Linked DNA regions of Homo sapiens: regions 2 and 3 are each linked to region 1. Evidence: chromatin contacts called from ENCODE Hi-C or POLR2A ChIA-PET data. All regions are on one chromosome and are shown on one strand. The core of a region is the stretch at or near the end of the contact, and the rest is flanking DNA. Distances in the headings are between cores, read along the strand shown. Region 1 overlaps LOC124904539 (a long non-coding RNA gene). Region 2 overlaps LINC02815 (long intergenic non-protein coding RNA 2815). Region 3 has its middle 59 kb from the start of RHOU.

What was found. Hi-C counts contacts between places; a loop is a spot of excess contacts on that map. ChIA-PET counts read pairs that join two places held with the same protein, here RNA polymerase II (POLR2A). Pooled maps may share reads with other maps.
Region 2: a loop to region 1 is called in a pooled map, with 2.4 times the contacts of the local background. The contact joins two enhancer-like sites. A Hi-C loop is called at or near these places in 1 of 50 pooled maps. POLR2A ChIA-PET finds 5 or more read pairs at or near these places in 2 of 52 experiments (AG04450 and HepG2).
Region 3: a loop to region 1 is called in a pooled map, with 2.0 times the contacts of the local background. The contact joins two enhancer-like sites. A Hi-C loop is called at or near these places in 1 of 37 single-sample maps with no recorded cell type and 6 of 50 pooled maps. POLR2A ChIA-PET finds 5 or more read pairs at or near these places in 3 of 52 experiments (OCI-LY7, activated CD8-positive, alpha-beta T cell and activated naive CD8-positive, alpha-beta T cell).

Annotation. Positions count from the first base shown.
Region 1 is chr1:228,936,900-228,940,993 of GRCh38, forward strand. The region is part of intron 2 of LOC124904539 (a long non-coding RNA gene); the gene reads right to left. Among named protein-coding and RNA genes, the nearest start is that of RHOU, 200 kb to the left of the region's middle. Within about 2 kb of position 1,717, at least 17 of the 41 ENCODE cell types and tissues checked have a DNase peak (open chromatin) inside an H3K27ac peak, as active enhancers do.
Region 2 is chr1:229,135,428-229,139,521 of GRCh38, forward strand. All of the region lies in intron 1 of LINC02815 (long intergenic non-protein coding RNA 2815), which reads right to left. Among named protein-coding and RNA genes, the nearest start is that of LINC02815, 17 kb to the right of the region's middle. Within about 2 kb of position 2,029, at least 2 of the 41 ENCODE cell types and tissues checked have a DNase peak (open chromatin) inside an H3K27ac peak, as active enhancers do.
Region 3 is chr1:228,792,168-228,796,261 of GRCh38, forward strand. No RefSeq gene overlaps it. Among named protein-coding and RNA genes, the nearest start is that of RHOU, 59 kb to the left of the region's middle. Within about 2 kb of position 2,089, at least 2 of the 41 ENCODE cell types and tissues checked have a DNase peak (open chromatin) inside an H3K27ac peak, as active enhancers do.

The DNA of each region.
Region 1 (4,094 bases), core at 467-2,966:
AAGCCTGAGGACTGTCCAGCATCCCATGGCTGGGTGGCTGGTAGATGGCCAGCCCGGGCAGAGCCTGGTCTCTCGGTGATTTTCACTGTCTCTCTCCATTTGTGTCATATCTGTGTCCTCTCCATTTGCAGCAGGGACTTACACCTCCTTTTCACCTGCACCAATGCCAGGATGGAGATTTGCTTATGCCCCTTGGCCCTGCAGGCAGCCCAGCGACTCACAAAGTCTCAGGACCCTACTGCAGGGGTCCCCAACCCCCAGGGCCACAGACCTGTGCCAGTCCCCAACCACCCTGGGCATGCCCTGCAGAGGTACCAAGCCCGGGGCTGGAAGGGCGGGGATGAAGATTATGGATGCCATCTGAATCTTTTCAAATTCAACACATTTTTTTGGACACCAAAGCACTTTTTGTACATTTAAAAAAAATTACTCTAAACACTAAACCTGGAAGTTGTTTTCTGAAGAAGGTGAGGGGAGAGCACCTCCCCCAGGCAACCTAGATCCCTCGCATGCACAGTTCCCAACACGGAGTCTTGTGGAAGGGAGCGCTCAGTAAGATGTCATTTAGCTTAAAGACTGTGGATGCCTGAGCATGCCGCGTTTCCCGCAGCCGTGCTTCTTGCTTGGTGCTCAGTCTTGGCAAAGTCATCTCCGGCCCTACGTTCTCAGGTGTGAACGGTGGAGTCAGGGGTGCTGAGGGTCATGCTCACTCACCAACTACCCTGCACCAGCACCCTCCCCCCTGCACTGGTTTTCTGTGCTCTCGTTTGGTGTCCCCAAAATCTTGAGGCCTGTAGGATTATCACCACTACACAGAAGAGGAAACCGAGGGTTAGAGAGGTGGTCTGAATGTCTAAGAAGGGAGATCCAGGATTGGAACCCAGATTTGTACAACTCCAAAGCTCTCTTGTGACCTGTGCCGCCTCCCAAGGGGTGAGCAATCGTGCCTCCCTTTCCTCTGCTCAGCCACCCTGCAGCTCACACAGCTGCAGTAATGACTGCTCTCGAGAGAGCTGCCCCACCCAGAGGGGTTTAAGGCAGAGAAGAGCGGCCTGCAGCCTAGTTTCTCTCAGTGTGCCTTACAGCCAAAGCCAAAGACTGAGGCCGACTCCCAGGACAGGGCCGCTACCCTGGCCTCAACACCACAAATGACTGGACGCAGCTGCTGGCAGAAAAAGCCGCACTCCAGGCATTTAGTACCTAACCGAAGAAATCCAAAGATTCTTATCTGTGCCTTGCTTCTCAACTGCAGAGGTTCTTCCCTTTTGTCCTAACACACTGGGAGGGAACTCTGCACTGATGACAAGTAACCATGAACGTGATTCCTTTCCCTCCTGCGGTGGTCATCTTCAGCAACTCTAGCCGTGAAGCCAGCCTGCCTGTCTCTTTCTTTGCTTGTGTTGGGTCATATTACTGAAGAAAGAATAATAGCAACACTGTTACCCGCCTGTGTACCAGTCTTTGTTCACGGGAGGTTTTAGGATCTCTATGACACACGCAGGCAGAGCATGCCACCGTCACTTAGGAGGGGAAGCCAGAGGTCTTGGAAGTCACACACTAGCAGGGAAGAGACCTAGGTTTTCCCATGGCTCACTGCAGCCTCCCTGAACTCTTTTTCCACAGATGCTAGGCTGACACTCCCTTGTCCCCCTCTAGAGCTCTGTGAACAGGAAGAGGTTGTCTTCTAGCTGTGTAGAGGCTGGGGGAACAGCCCACAGTGCAAGCCACGACTACCTGCTCTGAAGTGGAGGGGCTGTGGAGCAGACAGCAGACTTCTCCCAGCTGAGCAGAGCTGGGCAAAACAGATCGATCTAAACCGCCCTTAGCGGATGTTCTCATTTCCCTGCTGCCCTAAAAGTGGTGTCCGCCTGAGGTGAACACTATAAATAACTGTTCACAGGCGGGTTGTTAAGGACTCTATGGCCTGTGTTGGCAGAGACAGATTCCGGGAAGTCAGTGACTTGGTCACTTCCTACTTAAAACGCAGGGCACCAAGGAGCCTATTTTGGGCTAAATGCAAAAGCCTGGGAATCAAAGAAGAAACGTTAGAGGAGAGACCGACCTCTTGCTTTTAGCCACAGTTTGGAAAAGTTTTTTGTTGTTCTCAATAGTTCGATGGAAAGTGGTAAAAATGCTTTAATTAATTATTAACCTTGGTATTTTTCTTCATAGTTCTCAACATGCTTCACACACCTTTCCTTCTTTGAGCCTCAAAGCAACACTGTGAGTAATCTTATTGTTGTGAACCCATTTTACAGGTGAGAAGACAGAGGCAATAAACATAAGGGCTGGGCCTCACACCTGGATCTGCTGCTCCCTAGCCCCTAGTTATTCCTTCGCCTCACACCCAAGGCCATGATCTCACTAAAAAGAAACACCTTTAAGAGCAGGCACCCCTGCCTGATTCAGTCAGCAGTAAGCCATCAGCAGATCTTGCCCAGTTATAGCCTGGTCCACCTGTTTGTAATAAGCATAGTGAGAAGGACAGAATCACAGCTAGGTGGTTGGCAGGTTGAGTTGAGACTGACCACAGGGTGTGTTTGGTTTCTGGATGGGGCTGGGGTCCTTCTGAGCGTGAGACAATAGATGACACTCAGCCACAGGAGGCTGGGCCCAGCAGGGCCTCCGGCCTCAAAGCAGCGGGGTAGCAGCTCTGAAGTCAGAAGTTGAGGCTGCAGTCTTGAGGCAGAATTTCTTCTGTGGGACACCTCAGTTTTTGCTCTTAGGGGGATCAACGGAATGAGGCCCATCCACATGATCAGGGGCAATCTCTTGAAAATCAGCTTATTGTACATGTGACCCACACCACAAATACCTCCACAGCAACGTCCACATTAGTGTTTATTAAATAACCGGGTCCTATAGCCTAGCCAAGCTGATGCATGAAACTCACCATCACATCCTGTATCCATCTACAGCTTTCTAGGGCACTGTGGTAGCCCAGGTGAGGCGTTGTGCTCTAAACTCAATTCTCTGGAACAAAACTGCTGGGCCACTTTTTTGTTAGTTCCTGTATCTCTCCTCTGATGTGCACAATTGTGGCTCAGGATTATGAAGTTCCAGAGCAGAGGACAGGGAAGGAAAGAGGGAGCAAGTGCCTGGGAGGAGCAGTAGCCGGCTCTGCCACTCAAGTGTGTGCTTTTCCCCCAACCCACACCTGTCACTGAGGCAGCCGTCCCTGCTAATGGATGTGACTATGAAAGTATCGTATCCCAGTTCATCCAGAGACCAAATGGGGCCGCGTAAAAGAGCCACAGTTTTGCCTAAGTGAGATTGCAGCAGACACGAAGGAGAGCCAAGGCACTGGACAAGGACACAGGTCAGGCAGAAGCACAGGAACAAAACTGTTGGTCCCTGGTCGGGGTCCCCCAACTTCTCTTGCAAGCAAATCTACATATAAATCCACATTTTCTCATGACTATGGTTCAGTTGATGGTCAGCTTACAAGTAACACCTGGACATGGCAGTTTAGGGAGAGAAGGTTAGGAGGCCTAATCCTGTGATTTCTGGGGAAAAATGTTCTGTTGGAGGGGAACCCAATGTGCAGCCTCATGATAGAGTCCTGGGGAGATGGTTGATTTGTTAGATTCAGCCCCCAGAGGCTTGCCTTGGAGTCTCTCAGGGCTGACAGGACTAAGGGGGTCGCTAGTCAAGACAGGCCAGGGCACAGGCTCCTGGTGACGCATCTGTACTGGGTCTGCATTCTGAAAACAGCCTTGCTGGCCACTGGGCCATATGGACCTTGAGAGGGTCCCAAAGTCCATGAAATGGGGGGCATGGTGGAGATGGGAAGGCTGCATCCCTCGTCCCACTGGGTCCCCTGAGCCTCAGCGCCCTCCCTCCCTTGCTGGGGACAGCACTCTGTGGCTGCTGCTGGGCAGGGTGGGGCTTTGTCACCTGCTGAGTCCCCTCCATTGTCTCAGCGGACTCTGAGACTTTTCTTCAGGCTGGGCTTTTTCTGACTACTGGGGTGGTGGGGAGCAAGGCTGCTGTGCTACCTCATCCTATTGCCGACCCCCAGCGGGCCTCCCCTCTTTACCCAAGAGATAGCTTTTCCCTCATATCCCCACAAAATGCACACCTCTGCACTTTGA
Region 2 (4,094 bases), core at 779-3,278, 200 kb after region 1:
CCATTTGGAATGGGTGTATTTACCCAATGCCTGTACCATCATTGTATCTAGGAAGTAACTAACTTGCTTTTGATTTTACAGGCTCCTAGGTGGAAGGGACTTGCCTTGCCTCAGATGAAAGACTTTGGATTTGGACTTTTGGGTTAATGCCAAAATGAGTTAAGACTTTGGGGATATGGTGGGAAGGCATAATTGTGTTTTGAAATGTGAGAAGGATGAGATTTGGGAGGGGCCAGGGGCAGAATGATATGGTCTGGCTCTGTGTCCCCACCCAAGTCTCATTTTGAATTGTAATCTGAATTGTAATCCCTGCATGTTGGAGGAGAAACCTTGTGGGAGGTAATTAGATCATGGGGGCTGTCCCCCACCATGCTGTTCTCATGATAGTGAGTTCTCACGAGAGCTGATGGTTTTATAAGGGGCTTTTCACCCTTCACTCTGCACTTCTCTCTCCTGCTGTCATGTGAAGAGGGATGTGTTTGCTTTCCCTTCCGCCATGACTCTAAGTTTCCTGAGGCCTCTCCAGCCATGTGGAACTGTGAGTCAAACCTCTTTATAAATTACTCAGTCTCAGGTACCCAATCTCAGATATGCTGCTTCATAGCAGCATGAGAACAGACTAATATACTCACTTTAAAAAAAAAAATTTAGATGAAAAAACAGTGACATCTATAATCCAGTGCCTAGTGAGCAAGGTTCAAATGAGCTTAGCAAAGTTCTAGGAAAGGATGGCTGGAGTGGGAAAAGGCTAATAAAAAGAAGCAGGACACAGTCCTCAAGGCCTCAATCATCTATTACAGAGACAAAGTTTATAAATGGAAAAAGTACTGCAAGGCAAGCCGTGATTCAATTTCCAAGTGGGTTAAACAGATCAAGTCTCAGTTTGGTGAAGAATTAAAGTAATGAAAGAATAGAGCATTACACAGAAGTCACAATTGTCATGAATGGGTTCTTATCAAAGAAAAAGATTCATTTGTTTGATTTTTCAATTAGGTATTTTAATTCTGTACTTCTAACCTACTGAAATTGCACCAAAATCCACATCCCTTTGTTCTCAAAAAACATCTGGCCATACCATAGTCAGGATGGCTGGGCCACCACACTTCCCCAGCAGGCAGGCTAAGAGCTCTTAAGGACAGGTTTTTTCAAAGGCAGCAAGAGGACCATCCATCCCCTCAGCCAGCCAAGGCTGTTCCTCTTTGCCTCCTGAGAATCTGTTTTTGTAGCACTTGGAAGCATATACTAGATACTCAAAAACCAGCCCACTGCAAGTCAAGAGTAGAACAATACCAATATGACATCATCGGTGCCGAACGGAGTGGCCAAAATAGTTAAGATATATTACAGAAATCTGTATTACCAGGAATGATGTAGAATTCTTTGAGTGTAGTGAGAATGGGGGTGAACCCACAATTTACAAAAGATCCTACCTTCATTTAAATGCACTTGGTTAGGAGGATCCCAGCAAAGCTACTAGGGAAGGACCCAGAGCCACAAGCACCTGTGGGCCAGGCTCCCAACTGGCCCTGCTGGTGGCTGTGTGTGGGGTTGCAGCCCAGCCCCAGCAGTACTAGGCAGGGCACATGCAATGGTGCATCTTAGGTCTACGTGGGCTGTTGATCAAGAGCAAGGCCCAGCCGTCTGCAGCAGAAACGGAACAGGAAGCAGCCTCTGGGGAACAGTTTTTATTTTATTGTTTTAGAGACAGGGTCTCACTCTGTCACCCAGGCTGGAGTGCAGTGGTGTAATCAAGGCTCACTGCAGCCTTGACCTCCTACACTCAAGTGATCCTCCCGCCTTAACCTTCCAAGTAGCTGAGACCACAGGTGCATGCCACCATGCTGGCTAATGTTTTAAATTTTTTGTAGAGATAGAGTCTCACTATGTTGCCCAGGCTGATCTCAAACTCCTAGGCTCAATGATCCTTCCACTATCTCAGCCTCCTAAAGTGCTGGGATTATAGGTGTGAGCCACTGTGCCCAGCTAATCTGGACAAGATTTGAATCAGGGCTTCTGTGGCAGGAATAGTGTGGGAGGGTTTCACTTCCTCTGGGAACTCCTCTCTGGATTACTACCCTTCCCCCATATCTAGGTTAGGGTCACAATGAAGGCTCCTGCAGTGTCCTGTTCTCACCTCTTCTTCTATTACCCTGCAATGGAATCATCCATGTACCCATCTATCTCCCCAGCTAGAATAGGTACACCTTGGGGATAGCATCTGTGTCTGATTCATCTTTGTATGGAGCAAACAATATCTGGCACACAATGTGTGCACAGGAAATGTTTGCTACTGTTATTGAATGTGGATTGCAAATCAGGGAATCAAGACCCCATTGGGAGCATGTAGGGCCATTTGCATATAGGGGAGCTTGTTGTCCTGAGACCAAGTGTGAGACTGGAGTCTCAACAAGCAGATGAGACCTCAGCTGCTGCAGAGATGTAGCACAGAGCCCACCTGCTAATCAGGGTGTCTTAGAAACTCAGAGGGCTAAGTTCGTGGTTGGACAGTCAGTATGGTCCCAGATATCAGAGCCTGTAGTTGCATGGGGGGCCAGGAAATGTTACAAGCTGACAATTTTATAAGAACACTCATTTTCAGGTGTTCACTGTCCATTCAGTATGAAGACTTACTCTGAGAAGCAGAGTTGACACCGGCCACCATCAAGCAATAAAATCTAAAATCTAAGGCTGCCAACATAGTGATGGTTCTGCCTTCCCCTATCCTCTGGAGGGACAGAGAGGAGTTCAAAATGCCTCCCTAGTACTCAGTGTTTTGTGACTCAGAGATGGTGTTTATTGCCTGCACACTCTTCTAAGCCTTCTGAATATCCATGCAGCCCTTCCTCCCAGCTCAACCAGAGCAATTGACTGATGCACTGGTATAACCATCTCCGGTTACATGTTTACTATGCCAGGGAGAAAAGGAATTCTTATCGTAAATCACTATTCCTTGCAAATGTATTTGCCAGAATCAAAATAAAGCTAAAGTTAGACACAAAATGGGATGGGACAGAAACTTGCCCAAGCAAGGTCAGAGAAATAGGGGGAAGAAGAGGTCTCAGCATCACTTTGAGACTCAGGACAAGACTTTTTCCATCCGCCTCTTGTAATTCTGGGTATCAGTGAGCCCAGTTGGGAATAAACAGCCCCGAGATCAGTAGTGGCTACTGGGTTTTTTCTTGTAGGCCTGGGGGCAGTGGGACTGCGACAAGGCTATCCAGGCTTGCCTGCTGCCTGCTACCAGCAGGGATTGCAAAGCAAGTCCATCAGCCCAGGGCATGGCTTCCACGGTGAGAACCGGGAGGAGAGCCCATGCTTGCAGAGCAAGTTCTTGGTGGCAAGCACCAACCTCTTTCAGAGAAACTTGATTGATGGCAGCACCCTACTCATATCCAAGAGACGTTTCTGCCTGTCGGCACTGATGACCCAAAGCATGCCCTGCTCCTATGGCCAGGAGGTGGACCCCGGGTCTGCCACCCTCCCCTTCCCTCTCCTCTGGGCACAGGCTGCGCTTCCTTGCCCTTCCTGTTGTGGAGAGTTGGTGGAAAATGAGTCCTCCCCCATGTCAGAGCTGAGAATAACAGATCACATAGTTTTCTTTTAGCTGCTCCTGTCTTCCAGGTCATGTTCTAAGTGACTTACAAATCTCATCTCAATTCATGCCCAGAACCATCTTATGAGGTCCACTGTTGTCTCCATTTCACAGACGAGCAAACTGAGATGCCCCCCACTCCCAAACAAAAAAATCCCACAGTGGTGAGTGGTGGAACCAGGCTGGAACCCTGAAAGCTGACTCTGGGCTCACATTCTGACCCGCTTTCCTCTCCTTGGGGAATCCACAGTGGGGGTGGCTCTGGAGCAGGCAGGATCACAGGCAGAGGCTCTCCGTGTTTTTCTTCACCTTGCCTACTTCAGGAGAGAGCTGAAGGAGGGCCCGGTGAGATGCACAGAGCCATGCTGCATTGTGAGTGGGCTCAAAGCCTCTCACAAATAGTACAACTCCAAGTCAGACAGCAGCTCCGAAAATCGAAAGGGCCGAGTTGATACAGGTTTTGTTTCATTTTGTTTTACCCACACTTCAAAACATGTCCTGC
Region 3 (4,094 bases), core at 839-3,338, 140 kb before region 1:
TTAGCTGCCAGTAAAAGCTATGAAAACCTTTCTACCTGAGAGTGAAAAGTTCGTGAATTGGAGCTCTTGGGGAAGCATTGAGCCGTTGAGGCCTGTCTAACAAATAACATGCTCTCTTTCTTTCTGTTCTTAGTTGTCATCTTTGCTTATATCATATTCATTCATTTGACAAATATTTATTGAAGTGTTCACAATAAGTATTTTGAAGTGTTTGCAATGTGCCAGGTTCCACACCAACTACTAGGAGTTTGAAAGTTTATAAGAAACTATCACTGTTGTCAAGAAGCCCATTGTTTAGTGGGGCATATGGATGTGGAAATCACTACCCCTGCAGAGTGTGATAAGTGATTGGGGGTGACTGCAAACACAGGAACTCAGAAATGGAGATGAACCAGAAGGCCCTCAGCGGGGATACAAGGAAGGAGTGGCATGGGAGTGGAGTTCTGAGAGATGAGCAATAATGTGCGGGTGGGAAAGGTAAGGAGGTGGATATACGCTACGGTATAAAAGTGCTTGCAAGTTGCTGGGCAGGGGTTCAATGTAAGAGCAGGAATCAGCAACAGACTAGGTTGAAGAGAGGAGAGGGTTGGTGTGTGTCAAGGACTTTGAGTGCCCTGCTCAGGAGTTCAGATTTCATCCTAGAAGCAACAGGACACCACCAACAATTTCAATGCACTTGAATTTTGGCAGCTGTGTTGGAAGTGACTGATGTGGGAAGAGGCTGTAAAGGGGGGTGAGGGGGTGGCCTTTGGAGGTCTTTGAGTGCCCCAGGCAGGAGACAGGAAGAGACAATGGAAATGGGGCAGCAGAGGCCAAGGACAGAAAATAGGAGCTCCCTTTAACCTAGAATCTGCTAAGCAGGGTGGGTTAAAGGAGAGGTAAGAGAAAGAATAACTTTGAGGTTTCTAATGTGAACAGCTGAGTAAAAGGAAAAAGGAATTGTAGCAGTGGATGTTACCCCAACTGACATCTTAGAGTGCCCCATAAGAAGACCCTGGAGGCTTTGTCTCTGCAGAACATTTTTGTGCACTGTTTCCTTCCTGCACAGCCCTCCCTGGTGGCCTGGTTTGGTGTCTTGGTTGTGGTCTCCTGTCTGGTTTCTGCATCTATGCCGAGGCCTTTCAAAGAAAAGTTTAATCTGAACAATCCCATGACATTGGCACTGGGTGCTCTTGACTCCAAGGCCTTCGGCTTCTGCTCTGCTTCATCCTACTCTTCTTGTTTCCTACCTTGGCTTCCAGAACTCTAGCCCAGGGGCCCTTCTTGTCCAGATTAATAGGGAGGGAAGAAGAGGAGAAAACTGTTTTTGACATGTTAGGCTAAAAGTGTCTGTGGGACATCCGTGCAGAGATTTCCAGTGGGCAGGTAGGAAAGAGTTCAGAGGAGAGGAAGGAACCATGTTTAGAAGCCGAAGACATAGAAGAATGACCAAAATTACTCAAAAAGACCATACATGGGAGAGCTAAAAGAGAAGGAAAACTGAAAATTGACCTATAGGCAATGCCATTTGAGGTGGATATGACATGAAATTCCAGGGAAGAAGAATGAGGAAAGACAATCACAAAAATCACAGTGGACAAAACGGGGAATGTGTGCTAGAGTCAGAGGAGGATTTTTGAAGAAGAAGGAGGAGGAATGAACATCTGTATAAAATTGTTGCACAGAAGTGATTTTATTTAAACATTAAACATTAAAACATTTACTAGCCTTCCACTATATGACAATTGCTATACCAGGAATAGGGTTATCAGAAGTAAATCAGGTTCAGTCCCTGCCTGTAAGGATCCTCCAGTCTAGTAGAAGATAAAAACATAAATAGACAAGTGGAATAAATTGTAGGTTACACAGAGAACTAAAAATCAAACATATTGAACAGGTGGGAACAGACTTCCATGGCTTCAGAAAGGTGATGACTTTCAAGACCAGACAGGAGCTATGTGCAGGTGTCCACAAGGTGAACCATCGGAGAGTTTCAGAGAGAGGAAGGACTAGGAGCTCCCACAGAGCTGGTAGAGTAAGTATGGCCAAGGATGAAGGATGAAGTAAGGGGCAGAGAGAGACATGAGTTTGAAGAATGTTCATGGTTCAGACTACTGAGGGCTTTGTAGTTTGGAGCAACAGGATTTTTGCTCATTTGTGAGTTTCCTGTGCCAAACCACAAATGGAGTGACTCAAAACAAGAGAAATTTATTTTCTCACAATTCTGAAAGTCAAAAGTCTTAAATCCAGGTGTGAGCAGGGCTGCACAGCCTCTAGGGGCTCTAGGGAAGAATCTGTTTGTAGCCTTTTCCATCTTCTGGTGGTTGTTGGCTTGTGGCCACAACACTTCAAACTATCCCTCTGTGGTGACATCGCCTCCTTCTTTCACTGTGATCTCCCCCTTCCTCCCTCTTATAAAGATACTTGTGATGGCATTTAGGGCCATGGTTCAAGCTTATCTCCACATCTCAAGATTCTTAACTCATTTGCAAAACCCCTTTTTCCATATAAGCTCACATTTATAGGCTTCAGGGATTAGGACCTGCATATATTTGGGGGCTGTAATTCAGCTTGCTACAGTCAGGGTTGGCAATTAGTTATACCTTCCTGGGAGTAAAAGACAGAATGGATTGGAGAGACCCATACTGGAGTCAAGAACATCATCACTTTGGAGATTACAGAAGACATACAGGTTAAGAGGTGACTGAGACCTGAACTAAGAGAGCAGTGGAGGTGGGGATGGGAGTGAGATCTCAGTGGAAAAGTGTCAGTAGGGTTGGGTGGTTCTCAGTGTCTCAGTGGGGTCCTGGGGACAGAAGCCCAATCACACATATCGAAAGCGACAGCAGATTTCACTTCTTTTCAGTCATCTACCGGGTACTGAGCTAGTTGTCAAAGGCAATGATAAGCCAGCATGTGTCTGATAGCGTGGGAAGGAGCTCTGAAAACAGGACCAGAAAGGAAACGGAGGTGGGGAAACAGATTCTCTAATTCCTGAGCATCTTTGAAGAAATCCACTGTAGGCTGTGTCATTCTGTCTCTCTCCCACTGCAACCAGAAACCATCTAGTAGGGTGGTGGAAGATATTAATTGACTAAAAATCCTTTGAAATTTTGAGGCATAAAAAATTCCATCTAAGAAATTTGCTTATAAATAGGCCCTGAAATAGGCAATCTAGATCCCAAAGCCACTTGCAAGGTAGGAATGGAGGAACGGCCTTCTGCAAGCTCTGTTTTTTCTGCAGTCAGGTGACTTGGACTCACCAAGACCTCCAGCCAGTGCCACAGGCCAGGACCCCCACCCCTCAAGATACCCTAAAGGTCCAGGGATCCCTAGACAGTACGGGAGTGCAATACCAGACTGCTAGCTTCAAGGGACTCAAGCAGTAACCTTGGGGCCTGATAATGCCAGGTCATTTGCACCTAAAATCGTATAGCATTGCATCTCCATCACATACAGGCACAGGATAGCTGAGTTTCTACAGGTTCATCGGCTTTTGTGTACCAAAGGGGTCATATGAATGGCAATTTGGTTGTATCTAGTCCTCGTCTTCTGCTCCTGCCTCCCGAATGATGCTGCCTCCTAGGAATGCTGCCTCCCCTGTCCTGGCTGCCAACTGGCCAGTGCGCTGGGTGAAGCTGCTGTTCTCCCAAACAGGCTGGCTCCTCCTCTGCACTGTCTGCCTCAGGCCCTGAGTGCCAGGGTAGGCTCTGTTTTGTGCAGGAGCCTTCACTCTGTGTCTCCTGGCACCAAAGCCACATCTGGTGAAACTTGGTGGCTTCTCTCCCTGCCTGTAGCCCTTCTCCATGTGGGGCTGAGATCTAAGTCCAGGGCCCAGAGCTGGAGGACCAGTGTCTGAACAGGCGCCAGGGTTCCTCCCCATCCCATCCCCCAACCTGTTGTTAGGGGGTGCAAATTCCTCTTCCCCCCATCCTCCATACTCTTCTTCACTAGAAAAATGCCCTAATGCAAACTGGTTTCTATGAGGCCCCCCTTAGTTTTGACTGATTCCAAGGCAAGTGCTATCCATTATGCATTCTAAAAATTTTTATGTGAGCTCTTCCTATTTGTCAGCCAGTGTACTAGCTAGCAAAGCTAACAAGTAACAAAAGTGT